Regions from separate parts of the Mus musculus genome. Here region 1 is linked to region 2. Evidence: chromatin loops called from intact Hi-C (ENCODE). Cell type or tissue: left cerebral cortex. All regions are shown on one strand. Each heading gives the region's core, and the rest is flanking DNA. Links, peaks and the distances in the headings are about the cores only.

Region 1 (9,846 bases), core at 1,789-6,788, 51 kb before region 2:
CCAGTCTCTCAGCTGTGGTCTCAGAGACATTAACACCAGAACAGAATCCCTCCCTCCCAACAATGCCCTATAAACTAGGCATTTCATTCTCATTTTACAGGCTAATGGAGCCAGGGCTTGGTGACTTTCCATCTGTTCCTGAAACCTGGGTGTTGTAGGAATCATTTAATCCCAATCCAGGTTTCTACTCCACCTTTGACCATTTAGTTCCTGGATAAAAGACACATGCAACCTTTATATTTACAATAAGCCTTACTCAACACAAGATCTGGGCAGTTATCTACTCTCTGTGCTGTTAGAGTCTACTTTCCTATCAGTAGTCCTGAGTTATCACTTACTATGTTTCAGCTGCTCTTAACTCCGATTGGCCAGCCCTCAGAACCATATTCTCTTGAACTCACTTAACCCATGGAGGTTTCTCCTTCCTCCTCCATCTTCTTCACCTCGTGCTTCTCCTCCTCCAACCTCAAGCCTGGGAAACCTAAACCCCACCTGTATCTGTTATGCCCAGTCACTGGCTGTTGGCATTTTATTTACCAATCAGAAATCATTTGGGTCTACGTGAAGACTCTAGGTCTTGAGAACCCTTACTTAGCTTAGATAGACAGCAAGACCAAACCTCAACACCTGGGTACCCTTAACTAGCATCTCCACTCCTTCTGCTGCACATGTCTGTGACCCATCCTCGCCCCATCTCCTGATGGTACATCTCAAGGAAGACCCTATCCTCTCACATTATTATTGGAAAATTACTACTAGAGAAAGTGTCCTGTGTGGTTTCTTATGGGGTTTTTTGGGGGGCGGGGAGAGGTGTTGTTCAATGCTGGGGATCAAATCCAGGGCCTTGGGCATCCTAGATAAATGTTCTACCATTGAGCTGCATCTCCAACCAGAAGGGGCCTTTCTTTCACTCTGCACCCCCAAAGCTTCCCAGCATAAGAAACATGGCTTCTTTAACAACATCCTCTGGATCACTCACCTCCTCCTTCAGGCAGCCTTCCTCTTTCAGGAGCAGGTGAGTCAGGTGGGAGAGCAGAGCCTCCAGCCAGCATCAGTCCTGAGTCAGCTCTAGCCCCCAGGACTCTTCCTTCATCACTTAGTCATTTTCAGTTATGACTTCTGACTAGGCCCTCAGTCATTTGTAGCATCGCCTCCCTAATCTGACCCTTACCTCCTACCAACAGGCAGCTGACTATGCTGTGCTTCCCAGAGCCCCAAAAACGTACCCTGGCAGCTAAGTGACTCAAGAATAAGGGCCCATCCTCTTCCCCCTCACCGTCTGCTCTCAGCACCATGAGTCTTCTGGGGGCAAAGAGAGAAGAGAACAAAATTCCCTCCTTATAGCAGCCTCTTGAAAACCATGAAGCCCTCCATTAGCTGATTGGATAATACCTGTTGTGCTTCTTCTCAGCAGTGACTAATAAAGCTTTTCTCCATTCACTAATTACTCAGCCTCCTAGAGATGGCAGCCATGCCCCCTCAGTGTGGTCTATGATACCTCTTGGAGGGGGGTCCCAAGGCTTTACCCACTCTCCTGCCCTTTCCCCCGGCCTTCCATTTACACCTGCCTCCCTTCCACTGCTGGCAATGAAGTCTGGGGTCCAGCTGCCTCTGTGGAATTCCTAAGCATCTTCATTCTGGCTTCTAGCCCAGGCACATGGGTACCCAAAGGCGCCATGCCATCTGTCTGCCTCCGGGGTACCACACTGGGATCTCTGCCTTCAGCCACCAGCTGAGGGTATGGCATGAACAGGGATCCCAGTGGCCAGATAGTGAGTAGATGTCTGTAGTATGGTACTGTTCACAAAAGACTTCCCTGAGTGGCTAGTGATTACAGTAAAATCACCCTCTGAAGAAACGTCTTACCGCCGCCCCTGGACTTTGGACAGTGTGGACAGTACATGTAAGAGAGAGCTCACTTCATAGTGCCAGGTGCACATTACCTGGCAGCCAGGGGACAAACAACAAAACATTGACAGGGGCTGTTGGGAGCAAGACACTCCATTCTTCCCCCTCCCAGAGGTTCACATCTGGGAAAGCAATGGATGGTAGGGACCCTGTGGACAGGAACAGCCTCCAGGGTAGTGAGTCACATGCTCTATCCTTCATATGCTAGTTTCTTTCCTAAGCATTACCCGAAGCCTGCTGTCAGCCAAGCCCAAGATCGTTCTGCAGAGCACATCTTTGCAATTAAGGTTCTTACCTACCAGGGACCTTTGTCATATGTTAGAATCTGAAAAAAAAATTACAAATAGTTTTTTGATCAAAAAAAAAAAAAATCCACACATAGCCAGATCTACAAGAATGCTCTTAGAAACTCAGGGTAATAATCAGCCCACGAAGGGCCCCTCTGAGTGCCCGCTGATGAGCCTCTTCTCCATATAATCAGGACGCATCCTTAAAATTTTAGTGTGGCTAAGACTGCCACATCTCTTTCCCTTTCCCTTTCCTCTCCAGCTTTGTACTAGTCACACACACACACACACACACACACACACACACACACACACACACACAAACACACACACACACCATACCCCCACCTTGCTTCTCTAGATACTGCCCCTGGCCAGTGCAGAAGCTGTAGCACTGGTTGCGATGGCAATGGGGATAGCTGTTGCTAAGACAGCCAGGAGGCCAGGGTGGGAGAAAAGAGTGGGCAGCCCAGCAGGGCAGCATAGCACACCCCCCTCTCCCTCCATGCATGTCTGAGAGCCTTAGGCCCTGGAAACGGTGTTCCCAGCTGGCTGCCATGGCAACAGCAGGCTTGGGAAGCTATTCATCTCAGGCTGGACAGGTTCCCCAGCCTGCTCTTGTGCTTTCTTTTCCCTAAGTGGCTAATTGAGGTGTGAAAGGGTCTGTTGTGAATTGGTAATGGGGCACTAAGGGCAAAGGGTTGGCACTGAGCAGATCCCCCAGGGAGCTGAAAGGCCAGGGGTGGGACTTGAACCAGCTCCCGAACAGAAGTCTCCAACTGCTGGAGAAACAGCCCCAAACAAAGAGATGCCCATTTTTCTGCCTGAGACCACTGCCTGGAACCTCCATGTCCTTACCCAAGAGCCCTGACTCCAGGTAAGCATGCAGCCAAGGTGACACCCAGTTACTTCTAGCACAGCTATTAAGAAAACACAGTGGTTAGGGATTCATGCTCAGATGTAGGAGAGGGGTTGTCAGGGTGAGAGGTGGGACCAAGTGGGTAGACCACAGGCTAAAATCTGTTGCACTAAGGAGGAGATGAAGGTAGAGGCTCCTGAAGCAGGTTAAGGCCTTACTGGGATCCTAAGACCAAGACTTCACTGGTGTGTCTGTGTGGTTTAGCACTGATTTCTTTCGAAAGCATTGCCTTTGTTGGCTTTACTGAGTAGTGATTAAACATTGTGCCTATCCCAATTTAATCCTCAAAGCTGGGGGGCGGGGGGCGTCTGTGTAAGTGTGTGTGTATGCTGCCAGAACCTGAATGCACGTGTGTTAAACTCAGGACTTTTCACATGCTAAGTATGTGTTCTACTGCTCAATTACAACCCCAGCCCCAAAGTAAACCTTGAAGTGAAGTAGCATTCTCTTTATTTATAGAGAAGGAAGCTGAGACCTGGAAAGGCGAACCACTTCCCAAAGACCCTACAGTCACAAGGAAGTAAAGCTCACATCTAAGCTTGCATCTGTCTGCTCACAAATCCCCCTCTCACTGATGTGCCAACAGATATTCAACACAGATGAATGTGGTCTTCTTTGTCTCCTGAATAAAACACGCATCTGAGAAGAGGGCTTAGGTCCAGGGACTCGGTGCCTCTCTAGCTGAAACACTGCTCTCACAACCATAGTCCAACATCTTCTGGTTGGGAAGTTCTTTCAAGTGCTCATCTGTGGCCCCTGTGTCCTAGTGGTCTGATAGTGACTTCAGGAGACAATCACAAGGGAGAAAGAAGTCCCTTAGTATAACACACTGAATTCTTCAGAAGGAGAGTTCCAGGAAGTTGCCTGCTCAATCACGCATCCTAGGGAAGGCAGGCAGAGAGCTGGGCCTGGCTGAGATCATGGAAAAGAACAGAGCTGGCCTTTCATAGTTCAGGGAATCCTGACATGTTTGTTTAACCTTCACAATAACACCAAGCCACAAGGTTGATAGCATTAACATCCTTCACAGTGGGATGTCGGGTAACTTGAATGTGCAACCATAAAGGATTTATACCCAAACTTATACCAAACTCCAGAAGCTGCACCCTTTCTGCTCTATCCTCTGTCCTCCCCGACCTTGGCTGCTCCTTGTGGTCTGTTAAAAGTCAGAAATCCCCCATTTCAGCTTCGAAGCTTGGACTCTAAGCAGTACACCTTCTTCCTCAGGGCCCCCTCGCCCACACAACAGATGGCGGCTTTCATCCTCTGGCTATTTTTATTTCTCTTTTCCCATTCTTCTTACCCTTCTGGCTCAGTCCAAGCAGGAGAGCAGGAGACAGAGCCAGAAGCCAGAATAGGCCTCTCAGCCTAGCTCCCTCTCCTCTCATATGCACAGAGGGAAACGGAAGGCGGGTTTCTTCACAGTCTTGAGTCCTGAAGGAGGTAGTCATCATGCATGGGGACTGATTATAGGATGTCTGTCTCCATCTTGCTCTGGATGCAAGCTAGGGCCATTAACTTTCTTCTCTGATTTGTGTACGTCAAGGTTTTTAATTGCTGCCATGGAATACCACAACTAAAGCAACTTGGGAAGGAGAGGGTTTATTTAGCTTATGTTTCCACATCACAGTTCATCATCAAAGGAATTCAGGACAGGAGCTCAAACAGAGCAGGAACCTAGAGACAGGAACTGATGAAGAGGCTATGGAGGAGTCCTGCTTACTGGATTATTCCCCAGGGCTTGCTTAGCCTGCTTTTATTATAGAACCCAGTCCAGTTATGGCACCACCAACTATGGGCTGGACCATCCCCCATTAGTCACTGATTAAGAAAGCGCCCTCTAGGTGTGTGGCAGTTTGAATATGATTGGCCCATGGGAAGTGGCACTTTTAGGAAGTGTGGTCTTATTGGAGGAAATGTAGCCTTGTTAGGAGAAGTGTGTCACTGTAAAGGCAGGGCTTTGAGGTCTCACATACATACTCATGTCTAGCCAGTGTGATCCAGAGTCTCCTGGCTACCTTCAAATCAAGATATAGAACTCTCAGCTCCTCCAGCACCATGTCTGCCTGAACCAGGCCATGCTTCCAGTAATGATGATAATGGACTGAACATTTGAAACTGTGAGCCAGCCCCAGTTAAATATTTTCTTCTACTAGAGTTGACCTTGGTCATATCGTCCCTTCACAGCAATGAAACCCTGACTGAAAGTCTGATCTTACAGGGGCATCTTCTCAATTGAGATTACCTCCTCTCAGTGACTCTAGCCTGTGTCAAGTTGACATAAACTAATCAACACAGGGAACGTGTTCACACCTGCAGCCACTGTCTGGACCACAGGAAAGAGAAAATGAGGGAAACATTATCTATGACATTTTTTTTTGTTCTCTGGGGCAGACTTACTCAGCTCAGGATAGCCTTTTGTCTCCAGGCAGGAAGTAGACTTGCAAACTCAGCCTAGTTCATAGGCCCAGGTCTCTCTTTAGGATCAATCTTAAGACATAATTTGTAGTCTTTGGAAGGGCTTGGGGTTAGAAATCAAGATTCTCATTCTGGTCCTAGATCTGTCACTGACACTGGCAAACAGTATGACCTTGGGACTTGTTTCATCTTCGTAGTAATTGGACTAACTAACTCAATGTAACATTTTAAGACAGAGACATCCAGGATTGCCAGGGCTATACAGAGAAACCTTGTCTCAGGGACATGATCTCTGCAGTGCCTTAATTCTCTTCCAAACCTCCTTGCCTTCAGCCAACTCTGCCTTCCACCCCTCCATCTGATGGTCCTATCCCCTCCAGACACTGCCAAGGCAGAAGGAACACAAAGCCAAGGTTCTGTTAGTATTAGGACTTCTTTTCTCTGTAGACAGGGAGTCAGATTTAAACTGTGCCCCAATCAGTACCAAAGCACAGATGCTCTGATCGCCTTCACAATGGATGTAAAAAACAGCTCATCTCTTATTCCCCTTTCTCTTTGTTCCTGCTCTCTCCCAATCACTCAGTCAAGCAGTACGTATTAAGAGATTCTGTCTGCAAGGCACCATGAAGATGTGTAAACCAAAATGACAAGGTTCTTGTCCAAAGGGAACTTAAAAATCCCACGAGGATGTAACATAGATGGGGCATTAAAAGCAGAAAAGGATGAAGGGTCCTTCTAATGCCTTTAGTGTTTTAACATTTCTTTTACCCACATTGGTTGTTTATTTTACAGTGCCAACCTGTTTTGGGGTATCTGCCTTCCACCTCCTTATCCATGGAACAAGCCAAGCTACTCTAAGACTCTGGATCCTTCCTGCAGACACCCATCCATGCCCCGCCTAGCCAGTGCCTCACCTTCATACCCTGATATGCCAATCATGCTCAGCATCTCTGTAGCCCATACAAGGGTCTGAAGGCTGTGACACAGATGATGGTTCTCTTCGCGGATAGAGTTGCAGAACTGGAAACCTGCTTTCCTCGGCTCCCAAGGCTCAGAGGCTTCGCAGTGTTTCCTGTTCCTTAATTTTTCTCCGAATCCCTCATTAAGCCTCATAGAGAGCAAGTTCGGCTCACTGCCTCTTTTGGTCCTGACACCTGAACACTCATATCTGCTCCATCCATAATAACTTCTCTAGAGCTCTTCACAGCGTGAGAGGCCTTACACTTTCAGTTTCTCATCTAATCTTTCCAGCAAAGCTGTGAGATAGGATTATTATATTCTTTCTTGACAGCTAAGAATGAGGGGCTCATAGAGATTTCATGAATGGTCCAAGACCTCACGGGGATGGGGGATGGGGCGGCTGAGACCTACATTTTTCCTCTCCTGCACAATCTTCAACAAGAAATTAAAGGGAAGTTCTGTTTCTCCCAGTATAGTCATTGCTCCCCTAAAAAGTCACAACACCCACTCCCTTGGGCTTGCTAAAACATCTGGGAGGTTTCAACCTATGCTCTCATCTGTCTCTTACACAATTCACAGCATAGCTAAGCAGGGCAGCCCATGCAGCAATCACAGTACTGGAGAGGTGGCTGCAGGACGATCAGAAATACAAAGGAAGTTCTGGCTACACAGCAAATTCAAGCCTAGCCCTGGCTACATTTGAGACCTTGTCCCAAAAGAACTGAAACAAGGGCCAGAGAGATGACTCTGTGGTTAAGAGCACTTGCTGTTCTTACGGGGGTTGAGTTTCCAGCGCCCACATGGCAGTTCACAACCATCTATAACTCAAATTCTAAGGGTCTAACACTATCTTTGGCCTCTACAGGTATGTGGTAAATAAACATATATTCTTATATGCATATACACAGACAAAGCACTCATACAGTAAAGTAAGTCTCCAAAAAAAAGGTTCTAAGCTATATTTTAATTTAAACAATAAACTATAACAATAAATAGACAACTACACATAAAATGAAAAGAAACCCAAAGAATTTTCCCTGCATATAGGTCTGTGTACCATGTGTGTGCAGTACCACAGCCAGAATAGGGCATTGTAGTCCCTGGAACTGGAGTCGTGGATGGTTGTTAGCCATCATTTGAGTGCTAGGAATCAAAGCCAAGGTCTCTGGAAAAATATCCAGTGCTCTCAACCATTGAATCGTCTCTTAAACAAGTCTTTAAAAGGAAAAGGATATGAGTTGCTTAAGAAACTGGAAAAATAAATAAAAAACAAATAACAAAGTTCACAGAGCTCAGACAAGAACACAAGAGTACCAGAATGACAGTTTAAATACAGGGCACTTGCACCATGAGATATTACCCAGTAATTGAGGAAAATAAAATGATGAAATTTGCAGGTAAATGGGTAGAACTGGAAGCTATCCTCCTGCATGATGCAACCCAGACACAGAAAGACAAATACTGTGTGGTTTTGCTCAGGTATGAACGTTAGCTTTGAATCTTAGGATGTGCACATTTCATTTGGAATACCCATAAAGGTTAGGATACTACTAAGGGACCATGGAAGGGAATCCTTCAAGAGAGGGAAGACAGAAGACAGTGCTGTAAAGGTGGAAAGGAGAATAAGAAATCAGGAAAGGTTAAAGGGCATGGAGGACAAGAAGATGGTAGAGGAGAGACTATGAAGAGCAGTAACTAACACTAAAGACTTTTCAAACAGTTGTATGGAAATCTACTACTGTAGACATTGTATTCAATATGCATATATAAATATAAAGAATTTAAATGGAATTACCCTATAATGAGAGCAAGGAACCATAGCCTTACTAGATACTCCATGCTAGCAAATTAAAACTCCAATACTAGAAATAGGTTACCTCTTTTTGAGCTGTTGATCAGTAGGGCGTCATAAGCCCCCAAACATTACAGGCTACTGTCACTGCTCTTGGTTACCCTCCAGAACTTGATGGTGAGACTCTATTGCTGAAGACACCACATACTTGCATCAAAGATGCAGAGAAACAAAATTGGCACTAAACTGGAAGCTTCTCCCCACTGACTGGCTTCCACAGTGCTGGAATGTACTGCGCGTGCGACCAGAGGTGATCAGTAATCCTCAGTTTCACTGAGCTGTGAACCCTGCGAGCTACAGCAACAACTACCCTGGCAAGACCACCTACTGCTGCTGCAGTGGCATGAATGTTAATGGGAGTAACTAAACATTTCATGACTCAATTTATGGGCTACTCCATGGCGTGGAACCTGTGCCTGGCGCCATGACCGGGTCTAAGAACCTGAGGCTAGACATGTCATAGGCCCAGGGAAGAACCTAGTACTATTATTCTGATACATGGACATATTATTAAAAATGATTTTTTAAAAAGTACTTATTTATTTTATGTCTATGAGTACACTGTTACTGTCTTCAGACACACCAGAAGAGGGCATCAGATCCCATTACAGATGGTTGTGAGCCACCATGTAGTTGCTGGGAATTGAACACAGGACCTCTGGAAGAGCAGCCAGTGCTCCAAACTGCTGAGTCATCTCTCCAACTCCATAAAAATGACCCTTAGTGATTTATCATTACTCACTGATTAGTGCATCTCTCTACCCTCATCAGAGATGCTTCCTTGTCCAGTACTGCAGAGACCCACAAATTACCAACATGTAAATAATAAGAAACTGGAGTGCCATGCTACTGGGGACAAGGGCATGGCCATGGGTGTGGCTCTCCTCTGTTGATGGCTTCTGGCATGGCTGCAACTGGAGAAAGACTCCCTGGGTCAGGAGGGCTGGCAACTAGGAATTTGACCATGCTCCACTGAGTATATGGACAATACAAAATGGACCTGCCTTTTCCTTTTTGGGAGGGGGACAGAGGAGGAGGGGAGACATGGGAACATGGAAGGTGAGCACTATCAGGATACAAAATGTGAGATTCCCAAATCAATTTAAAAAGGAAAAAAAGAAACTGGAGTTCTCAGCCCTAAATGGGACATATATATCATGTTCCATAGATAGATAGATAGATAGATAGATAGATAGATAGATAGATAGATAGATAGTCATATATATATGAGAGGTAGGGTGCATCTGAGGCGATTTGGCAGAGGTACTAAGATGACCCAAATACATTCTTCATTTTTTTAAAGAAAAATTATTTCATTTTTATGTATGAATGAGTAGACTATGTGCTCTTAACCTGTGAGCCATCTCTTCAGTCCCCCAAAATACTTTCCCAAATAATTAATAAAAATATAATTTTTCTTAAAATAAACAAAGAGACTACAAGATTTTCTGTTGTCCCATCCCACTCCAAGTCTAGGCAGAGAGGCAAAGTGACCCGGATGT
Region 2 (11,303 bases), core at 3,326-8,325:
AAAGAAGGCTGGGGAGATGGCTCAGCAGTTAAGAACACTTGCTGCTATTCCAGAGGACCCAAGTTCAGTTCTCAGCACCCACACCAGGCATACTATTTGTTAACTCTGCGCCTCTGGCCTCTCAGGGAACCCACACTTATTTTCACACATCTCACATGCAGATATACACACATACATATTGTTAAATTTATAAAAAATTTAAAGAATCCAGACATGGTAGTGCTTGCCTTTAATACTAACTCTTGGAAGCAGACAAAATTGGGCTTATGTGAGTTTGAGGCTAGCCTGGTCTATTTAGCCTTCAAGTTCCAGGGTGGCCAGGTCTATATAAGTAAAACTGTCAAAAAAAAAAAAAAAGTAAAAAATTCAATGGCAAGAATTACCCCTGTATTGTGTAGGATAAACTGTTGGGGATACCAGTATCCTTTAGCTCTACCATAGAAATGAATTATCCTTCTACATCAACTTATTGCATTTATGTACTTGGCGTATCTTGCTAATATTTATGCAGATTTCAGCATTTTCTCCTTTCATTACTTTTGGAATCAGGACCTCTATAGGTGTGAAAATACTGTTTCAAAAATTGTCATGATTTTATTTGTAAAATAACACACATTTCCTTAAAAATGATTTATTTTATTTCATGTGTATGAGTGTTGTGCTTGCATGTTTAGTGCCACACACCACAAGCATGTTTAGTGCCGTCAGAGGTCAGAAGAGGGCGTCAGATCGCCTGGAACTGGAGTTACAGGTGGTTGTGAACCACAATATGGGTGCTGGGAATGGAATCTGGGTCCTTGTAAGAGCAACAGGTGCTCTTCACTGCTGAGCCATCTCTCCAGCCCCATCATTCCCTAAATCTTAATGGAGTAATCCTTCTTAGATCTGTAGCGATAATCTACAGTTTCATAAATCTACCCCGCCTCCCTCCCAGACACGCTTTTTAATTCTCTTCCCGCTAAGTTCATCGACAGAGGTAGCACCTGGAAGCACTGAGCATCTTTGCATCCATAGCAACCAGACTTGAGCTTTCTCGGTCACTATGGTGCCGGCTCGGCCGAGGCCGCGTGGTCGCTATGGAAACTGGAGGCGGGTCGCAGGGTCCAAGCAGGCTGGGCGCATGCGCACGAGGCCGGTTCTCCGCTCCGAGCCTGAGCCCCTCACATTCCCCTCGACATGGCGCTGAGCCGGCGGCTGCGACTTCGACTGTACGCGCGGCTGCCTGACTTCTTCCTGCTGCTGCTCTTCAGGGGTGAGTTGACGCTTCAGTGCCGCTAGGAAGTGTGTGGTCTGTGCCGATGGGGACAGAGCGGCCCGGGCCGCGGTGGAATAGCGGTTTCGGCTCCCACGACTCCAGGTCCGGCCGAGAAGCTGAGGGGTGGCCTCTGCGGGAGCGTGGCGGGCGAGGCTCCGTGAGCGGTCGGGTCGGGTCCGGTCTCGGGCAGACCCGCGTGGATGCGGCTGGTCCCGTACAGGGACACGGCCCTCTAGAAGGACCGTGGCAGATGCCTCACGGGCTCTAAAACTTGCTGGAGGAAACACCCCATCAGCAAGCAGTGTGGTACCCAGAAGTCGTGGAGGACAAGCGGCTTGGGAAGCTCCAGAGGCCTGTCCTCCCAGGAGCTGCTAGGGTCAACAAAGAAGCTGAACTGGGCAAGGCCAGCCAGCCTTGTGCGGAGATGGGGACTGCACAGGGATGAGCATCTTTGTTGCAGCGTGGTGGAGGAGACCCTGACTCCCAAATAGCATCTGGATCATTTGATCCCGACACACTGCTAAACTTGAAAGTTTTGCTCATTTCTTTCCAGTGGAATTCCTGGGAGACAGTATCTCCCTGGTCGGTTGGGCGAAAAGCACTGTAAAGTTTACTTTGCAGTTACTTTCCATAAATACCACAGGGCACTTCGAAGCTATTATCTCAGTCCTTAAAACAGCTCAGTGAAGTGGGTTTGTGAACCCATTTTTAGAGGCGAATATTAGTCTTCTTTAAAAAAATTTTTTTCATTAAGAACTGACGGCCAAACAAGTAGTGGCAAACTTAAGGTTTCATAAGGCACCACTCCTTCTTCAGAAGGTAACCCAACCCGGACCACTCCTCAACCCTTGGTTTGTTCCTTGGCTTTGCTGACGCCTACGATGTTCTCCAGAGTATACAAATTAATACACCAAAGCACTGTTGGGAGTGGGGGGTGGTCAGGCAAGAAGACAAAGCGCTTTTGTGTTTGACGCTTATTCTAGTGGGGTGCTCAGGGTGGTGGTAGAAAACAGGGGCTCTGGTGCAGAAGTGTTGGAAACAGGCTTCTGTAGCAAGGATGAGGCTTAGCATACATTTTTTTTTTTACCATATATTTTGCTTGATTTTAAATTTTAAAGCCAAATGCAGTTGGGAGATAGAGCTGACCCGAGGCTAGCCAGGGGACAGGAGTGTCAGCAATGTCCAACTCCCACTGTGCTGGTGCCACTGGCACGTACTATTCACAGACTAGAACAACTCCCTATTGTTGGAGAGATTCCCTCACATGAAATTCTGCAGTTTTTATTGGAGAAAATATTTTGCAGTTGACTTGAGGGATGAATTTCTTCATGATGATTTGTTAGTAGAAGTAGAGACGGCTAAGGGCTCCATAGACTCTTGTCTCAGATGCTGCCCCTCAGGCGGGGTTTAAGTTGGTGGGTTTCTTGGTATTGAGGGATGGGATTTACTTCCATTCCATAGGAATTACAGTAGATATTTGTAATCTAGGATTGAAGGCAAGATGAGGTGCCAGCTGTAGCTAGCTTGCTTGCTTTCTTTCTTTCTTTCTTTTTTTTTTTTTTCCCCGAGACAGGGTTTTTCTGTGTAGTCCTGGCTGTCCTGGAACTCACTCTGTAGACCAGGCTGGCCTTGAACTCAGAGATCTGCCTGCTTCTGCCTCCCAAGTGCTGGGATTAAAGGCGTGCGCTAGCACTGCCCGGCTGTAGCTTTCTTGTTAAAGGAAGGAATTTCCTATTATATAGTTTTTACCTTACGTCTACCTTAAAGCTGGAGAGGTACTCAGTGAATACAAAGGAGTACTGTGGCAGAGGACCCAAGTTCTGTTCACAGCACCAACTTGATGGCTCAACCAGCACACAGCTTGAGCCTCGGGGTATCTGACACACTTCTCTGAGCTCTGTGGGCGCTCAAATTCATACATGCATGTGGGCCCTTCACACAGAAGTAAATGTAAAATTAGCCTTTAAAGACGTGTCATCTTCATAGGGGACAGCTGTGCCTTCTTAATTTTTAGGATTACACTTTTCACTTGGTATCTCTGTGTACCATTTTCATTTAAAAATGCTAGCTCCTGCCTTCCTGCCTGCTGTGACTCATGTTTGTAACCCCAGTGCTCTGCAGGCTGAGGCAGGAGGATCACTGAGCTCCAAGGCATTCCGGGATCCACAGTGAGTTCCAGGTTACCCTGGGGTAGCATGAGACAGCAAAAACTTACAAATTCTAATTTGTATGTGGTGACACATGCCTATAATCCCAGGCCTTGAGGGGCAGAGAGAGGCAGGGGGATCACTGCCAGTTCTTCAAGTCCAGCCTAGGCTACATGGCAAATTCAAGGCATGCCAGGGCTACCCAGAGACCATATTCCAAAAATTAAAAAAGATAATTCCTAACATAGTAAACATTCCATGTGATTGCCCTTCCTGGGCTGTATTATGAGACCTTAGTGTGAATTATTTCATTTAATTTTGATAACTTAAGACTGTGTTATTATTTTTCCTGACTTGTGTATGAAGAAACCAGCATGCAGAGGTCAGGCTCTGGAGGCGGTACCTCAGGCACGGAAAACCTGGAAGTCTCTAGTCTGTGGCAGCTCAGTCTTTGGCTACTTGTTTATTGTGTCTGACAGTGGACATTCTTATTATGGATCAGTTTAGTAAAATGATCACACATTCAAAGACATACTGTTTGTATGTGTATAATATTCCTTTGTGAGGTGGATGGCTGGTCCGATTCAGCCTTACAGATGTTAGGCCGCGTCCCCTTTTTGAGTGATTATGTAGCAAGTCAGTAACTTTCCAGAACTTTCGGTGTACCAGAGAACAGACTTTATTTAGAACCAGAACAACAGTTTGCAGTCTTGAAGACAGTTTCTTCTGTTTACTTAGACTCCTGAGACATGTTTTATAATGTCCTACATTGATTGATTGCTTGATTGAACTCAGGGCCTTGAACATATAGCTCCTGCCTTTTTATGGCATTTTATTTCCTTTTGATCACTTGATTGTCACAGTCATTTTCAGGGTTGTATGTGCCCTTTAAGAAAAACAGAGGACAGCTGATCCCAAAACATGAAATACTTGGAAGGAACCACTGCTCATCTTCAAATGACTTGTTTATGGTCAGGCTACAGGCTGAGGAGACTGAGTGGATAGTTGGTAGGGATCTTAGTCATTAAATAATTGCAGTGTTAAACTCAGTAGTCACAGAGCTCCATCTCCTAAAGTTTAGTGGAAGGTGCTCTCCAGGCAGCCCCCAAGGGATAGCCCTAAGTCCATTTTCTGAAAGGCAGCGGATGCACAAGCATGCTTTCTGATTGTACGTTGTAATAGAAGACTCCACGGACATACTGCACCCACCTTGCAGCTGTTAGGGATGCGGTATTAACAAATTCCTTCTTCGTAAATCCTTTGAATTCTTCTAAAGCACAAGTGGGGTAAAAGAGAAGAAAATATGTGTGAGAGTGGGTTAGAGCACGCAGTTGGCTGATCCTGGTGATGGGAAGCAGATTCTATAGCCTCTCTCAAGGTGTTTCCAATCAGGTCTGTGTGCGTGTGTGTGTGTGATGGCATTTGGGCTGAGTGCACATTTTAAATCTTTGCACATGCCTCTGAAGTCTAGCACTGTATACATATATCTGCACTGGCATATGAAGAGATCTGGAAACTAAGTTGAGTAAGCAGATTCTTTTACACTCAGGCTAGCAAGGACACTGTCCACTGAATGGCAGCCTAAAGCATTAGCTTACTGCCTCTTTGCTGCTTGCCATGATGCACAGAAATCTACCTGTTTCCGATGTCCCAGGAGGCAGAGGTTTTTCCGGTTGCTGTGTTTTGGTTTTCTTGCTTCTCTATGATATTGATTATGTGCCCTGTATTGCCTCTCACCGCCCCCACCACCACTGTGCGTAGCAGGATTTGCGATGCTGCTTTGCTTTTCAATCTATAAGGAAGATTCTTCGCTTAGGTCTTTTTGCTTTTTCTTTTAAAAGTTTATTTTTCAAATAAATGTTTTATTTTATGATGTCTTAATTAACGTTTTGGTTGCTGTGCCCAAACACCATGACCAAGGCAACGTATAAAAGAAAACACTTAACCTGGGGCTCACAGTTCTGGAGGGTTAAAGTCCGTAACCATCATGGTGGGGCGCATGGCAGCAGGCAGGTGTGCCTGGCACTGGAGCAGTAACTGAGAGCTTATATCTTAATCTGTAAGAAGGAGGGAGGAAGAAAAGAGAAGGAAAGAGCTAATTGGGAATGACATGGGCTTTTGAAACCTCAAAGCCCATCTCCAGTGACACACCTCCTCCAACCAGGCCACACGTCCCCATCCTTCCCAAACAGCTTGACCAACTGGGAACCAAGCATTCAAATGTATGAGCCATAGGGGCCATTCGCACTCAAACCAGCACACATATGTACTGGGGTTTTGCCTGCATGTTTATCTGTGCTCCATGTGTGTGGAGTGCCCAAGGAGGCCAGAAGAAGGCATCAGCTTCTCTGAGACTGAGGTTACAGATGCTTGTGAGCTGCCAGGTAAGTATTGGGAATCAAACTCAAGTCTTCTGGAAGAAAACCAGTGCCCTTAACCACTGAACTATTCAGTCCCCATAACTTTATTTGCATGAATACGTACTTGTTTGTCTGTATGTGTACTGTATGTATGCACACGCCCAGAGAGGCCAGAAGAGGGTGTTAGATCCCCCAGAGCTGGAATTAACAGATGGCTTGGAGTTACCTCTGTGTAGGGGCTGGGCCCAGAACTGGGTCCTCTGCAAGGGTAGCAAATGCCCTTAAATGCTGAGCTCTTTCCAGCCTTTATGTCTTTCATCTGTCGAGTATCCCAGTCTACGCTGGTTTACTTTGTTTCTACAATTATTGTTAAAGTCAAATTCTGCCAGTCATATCGTCTGTTGTGTCTGGTAACTTCAACTCACAGTCATCTTTCCTGTCTGAATAATCATAATCGTAGTAATCATTCCAACCAGCGTGTTAGCATGTCTCCTCCATTATGTCAGGTACTGTTCACCACAGCACGGGCACACAATGAGTAAGAAGCCTAGCCTTGAAGAGCCAGTATGCGTGTATGACCACTCACACTGGGCTTTTGGCCGTTGGTGTGAGGACAGTTAGCAGTGATGTTAAAGAAGAAACTGACCCAGGACAGAGATGGCTCTAGTAAGTCTTGCCTGTCGTCTGTCTGTGTCACTTGAAAGCCAGTTAACATTTTTAACCACTCTGCGTGGCTAGGCATTTTTAGTAGATCTTATTTTAGTTCAGCGGCTGCAGGAACGACAGGGTAGTCTCAGTTTTTACTGTAGTAGTTGTCGTGGAAGGAAATGGTATTTTCTGTCATCTACTCTGTGTAGCTGCAAAGTTAAGAGGAAAAATGTGGAGAAATGTTTATCAGGCGCTTTAAAGGACACAGGCTGCGACTACTACAATTTGTGATTACAGTTATGTAAAACACCAGGGGAAAATGTAGAGATCATTGATAGGTTGTTTCTAAACAGCAGTGCCCTGGGCTGCTCGCTCTTGGCTTTGTGCCTTCCCTTCCTCATCCTTTTGCTTTATTTTTGAAGTCTTTAATGAGTTTTGTTCTTTTTTATATAGATATATAATTTTTTAAAAGTTGTGTTTTGTTTTGATTTCTCATAGTTACAGTACTGGGATTTTAGATTTGACATTAGTAAAGGGAAAACCTGATTTGTTTAATACAAGTAGCCTCTGCCTTTATCTAGTTTCTTCACAGCAGCACCGAATTGGATGAAGGAGGAATGTCCCTGGAGTTCAGTTGTTTGCTCATGTATTCTTTGTGACACATTTCAGCGATTAATTGCCATTGGCTTTGGGTAGGAGAACAGCTGTGGCGTCAACAAATGGTTAAGGGGGACTGAAGTACCTGCCCTGCCCCCATCATTAGGGACAAACAAAAGAGCCCGAGTGATTGCCTGGCTTGCTGTTGCTGCACTTTGAGCACTGCCCTGTGCCAGCCGCTGAGCTCCCGGGCTGGGATGGGGAGTAGGGGGATGGGACTAGGGCTTGGGGGAGGGAATGATTCTCTAAGGTGATGAGAGTAAGGAGGGCAGGTTGCTTTCATGGGAAGCAGAAAGTTACCCGACCGTGTGCCCATCGCCCGTGTGCCTGTCATTTGTTCCTGCCCAGTGGACATCCCTGTCTTTAGAATGAGGTGCAACCTCGCAGCTGTCCTCAAGCTTATGGTGGATGGAGCCGACCCTCAGACAGCTGCTTCTCTTTCTTTGGCCACCACGGTTTAATTAAAGCACTTCTGTGTTTGTTTTGTTCTTTCTTTTGCTAACAAATAACAGTCTGGGCTTATGTAGCTCAGGCTTGCCTGGAACTCAGTCTGTGCCTCTCTCTGTCTCTGTCTCTCTCTGCCTCTATCCCCCCCTCTCTCCCCAACCCCTCTGTGTGTGTGTGTGTGTGTGTGTGTGCGCGCGCGTGTAATTGCTTTCTCTTATTTTTTGAGACATGGCCTCTCACTGAACCGAGGACTGGTCAGAGTCTACTTGGCAGAGTGGACAGCAAGCCCCAGGGGGCTTCCTGTCACTACCTGTCCATTGCTGGGATTGCAGCTTGTGCTGTGTTGCCTGGGTTCTGAGGGAGCCTCTCAGGCCGTCATGCTTGCATGGCCTTACTGAGCGATTCTTCTGCCTCAGCTGTTGGCGCACGGTTACAGGTATGTGACACCACACTTGGCTTCCTACTGACCACATAAGTGCAGGTTTAGGTGAGTAGAGATGTGGGAAGAGAGAACAGTGGAGGGAAAGTGTAGACAGGGATGTGCTTGGAGTGTGTTAGTGTTTGCTGAGACTCTGGGTTATCAGGATTGATAACAGCTGTTGAATGCTGTGTGCTGGGCACTGTATGGATTGTACCAGATAAGATAGTGAGTTCAGACTACTATAGCGTAATTTCATAAGCCAGTGCCTTACACCATAGACAGCTGTGTCTCACTGCTTTGTCGTCTTAAATGTCTGAGAGCAAGGTTGCTAGCATGTCCATTCCCTAGTGAGACCTTCTTCCTGGCTCGTGGATGGCTACTGTCTTTTCATAGGCTGGAGGAGCGAGAGCGTGACGTCTCTTCTAGCAGCCATGATCCTGTGATGGCATCCTGCCCTCATGACCTAAGCCTAGTTACTTTTTAAAGCCTGCACCTAATACCATCTAATTAGGGATTACCGTTACAACATAGGCTTTAGGAGGACACGAACTTGAGCTACCTTAATTAGTCGCAGCTCATTGTGATTTGCCAGTACTGAATTTGTAGATATGGAATCTGAGGCCTGGCCCAAGGTCACAATAAACAAAAGAGCCATACCCAAAGTGGGACATCTATAGTGCTCTCTCCAAAGCAGTGGACAGATCACCTAGCAAGTATTAATAGTCTTAGTAATGTTCTGTAGAATGGGTATCCTGGTTCTAGACTGGGCTTGGTTTGTATTCTGGACTCTCCTTTTAGCTGTGGACAGTCTGTTCAAGACACCCAGTCGATTCCTAAACCTGGGCAGAACAGAACCCTGTGTTGTGGGATGTTTCCTGAACACAAGCTGTAAACATCATGCCTTTTCCCTCTTAAGAGTGCCATGTCATGTACTATGTCTGAGAGTTATGCAGTTTTTGGACAAAGAAGTACAATTAATGTCTTTTTCCTTCACACTAGTTAGAAGATACTTCGAATGACTTCTTTTTCTTTGCCATCAAGTCAAGAATGTTCAGCTTTTCACTGAAGAGCCCCACTGTGCAGCTCCTCGGTGCCAGGTCTGAATTGCCAGAGTTGGGACTGCTGAGTAAAATAAGGGTTACATGGATACAGTCTGTAGTGATGGTTGACCCATTGGCCAGACGCCTCCTGAAGTGAACAGTGAGCCGTCATGCATGTGGTGTAGGCATGATGGGTAAGGGGGCGATCCGTATCTCAGGTAGGATGAGCAGGACAGCATAAGTTTTTATCTCAGCAGAGTGCCATACGGTTTCTAACTTAGGAACTTCAGCTTTTGGAGTTTTCATTTGCTATTCCAGGATGCAGCTGACCTCAGGTAACTAAAACTGCGATGAGGGAGGTGCCTGTGTCTACAAAACTGTACCTAAGTTAATGTTCTTCAAGTGCATAGCTACTGGACACATTATTTTAGGTTGTTAGTCCTTTTGTCTTAGAACTTAGAGAGAGAGGATGAGGAAAAGACAGTGTATGCTCGGTGCCCTCTGGTTGTGAAGTTGATAGAGTTGGGCTGGAGAGATGACTCAGCTGTTAAAGGCTGGGCTCACAACCAAAAATGTAAGAGAAGTTTAGAGTTGTATCCATTGCCTCCTCTATATTGCTAATCTCTTCCCTAGCTACATTAAAGGTTGTTTTTCTCCTTTCCCCTTCTTTTTTTTTTTTTTTTTTTTTTTTTTTTGGTGGGGTGTGGGGAGAAGGGAGGTGCATTTTGAAAAGTTTCTGTAGTGTGTCACTAAGATGAGTTTCTTTTTAGTTTTCTACTTAGATTTTATAGATTATATATCTATTTTTTCCTGTGTATTAAGTATTTAAATAGTCATCTTTTTTTTTTCCTTATCCTTTCAACTTGGGGCTCTGACTGCATGTATTCAGTTCCTGTGTTCTCCAAGACGGTTGTTTTTTTCCCTCTCATACTGTTATATTCTTGGCTGTGTAAGCTATTCTGAATTCTGCAACCGGCTATTTCTGCTTCCAGCCTTTTCTGTTATTGAACCAATGCCTGGAGGACTTTCCCCTACTGATTATTATGTTCATTTCTGAAATATTACTTGGTTCCTTTTTTTTTTAAGATTTATTTACTTATTGTATGTAAGTACACTCTAGCTGTCTTCTGACACACCAGAAGAGGGCATCAGATCTCATTATGGATGGTTGTGAGCCACCATGTGGTTGCTGGGATTTGAACTCAGGACCTTTGGAAGAGCAGTCAGTGCTCAACCACTGAGCCACCTCTCCAGTCTCTACTTGGTTCTTTTGGAATGTTTTCTTTAAGTTTTTAGTCTTTGAAAGACTTGAGGCTCTGCGTCTATAATCAGCCCTGGTATTCAGGACACTGACCCGGGAGGGACTTGAGTGTGAGCCCAGTTTGGGCTGCAGGTTATAGCTCGTCCTTTGGCTACTTTGTGGGTTCTTCTTCCTTCTACCCTTCTGCACCCTTTTTCCACCTTTTTCACCTCCTCATCCTAGATATGAGAAATAATGGATAGAGAGGAAAGGGGGAGCATTATTGGAGCATTATTATCTTGCTGCTGATTAGGGCCTTCAGGTTCCTTGGTGCAAGTTTGATCTTCCTTGCTGTCAGAATATCTAATTTCGTCTTCTTTTTTCTTTTGCATACAACTATTCAATAAACTTGGACCAACAACAACCAATCAAAAAAAATCCACCACCAACTCGGGGGCCCTAGCATTTTTATATCCTCTGAAAAGTCCCCAGAACTCCACATTTGTGGCAAAATCTCAGAAACTGCCTGCAGCTGGCAAAATCACGCCTCTGCTAGAGCACGAGGCAAATCATAGCTGCAGTGAACAGACTGAAGCAGCCTCATATCCCACACCTGGGATTCAAATTCTTACATAACATTTCCACGTTTTTTAAAGACACCAAAATTCTAAAGTTGTCACTACAATAGGTTGAAATCCTGGCTCATTCAACATGCAAACAAATGTTTAACATTTATGCACAGTTAAAAATTATAGCTTCCATGGGCTGGTGAGATGGCTCAGCAGGTAAGAGCACCGGACTGCTCTTCCGAAGGTCCAGAGTTCAAATCACAGCAACTACATGGTGGCTCACAACCATCCGTAACGAGATCTGACTCCCTCTTCTGGAATGTCAGAAGACAGCTACAGTGTACTTACATATAATAAATAAATAAATAAATCTTTAAAAAAAAATTATAGCTTCCATATTTGACATTCCAACTATCCAAAGTCTTAGGCATCTAAAGCTAATGCTTGTTGTTTCCTGTGACTTTGGCAGGTAGGGTTTTGCCTCTGCTTAGGAGGAGCATGGTTCACCCGTGACGGCTC

The links. A loop is a pair of places that touch in the nucleus more often than their neighbours do. Peaks named below come from ENCODE experiments on the same cell type or tissue, not always from the same donor. Only the 100,000 strongest peaks of a DNase experiment are listed, where the experiment ranks them.
Region 1: a loop joins it to region 2, with 4 times the contacts of the local background. A loop is called at or near these places in 1 of 42 quality-filtered maps.

The regions. Positions count from the first base shown.
Region 1 is chr9:27,196,236-27,206,081 of GRCm38, reverse strand. No RefSeq gene overlaps it. Among named protein-coding and RNA genes, the nearest start is that of Jam3, 46 kb to the right of the region's middle. In left cerebral cortex, for the core only: no CTCF peak of the experiment used is centred there; DNase peaks (open chromatin) are centred at 2,711 and 4,409; H3K27ac peaks cover 3,109 bases.
Region 2 is chr9:27,145,240-27,156,542 of GRCm38, reverse strand. It overlaps Jam3 (junction adhesion molecule 3), which reads left to right and starts at 1,122. Exons shown (of 9, transcript NM_023277.4): 1 at 1,122-1,252. The coding sequence starts at 1,177. It overlaps LOC115487155 (a long non-coding RNA gene), which reads left to right and starts at 7,957. Exons shown (of 2, transcript XR_003948113.1): 1 at 7,957-9,032. In left cerebral cortex, for the core only: a CTCF peak has its summit at 5,927 (motif pointing right); DNase peaks (open chromatin) are centred at 6,473 and 7,304; H3K4me3 peaks cover 1,078 bases; H3K27ac peaks cover 4,316 bases.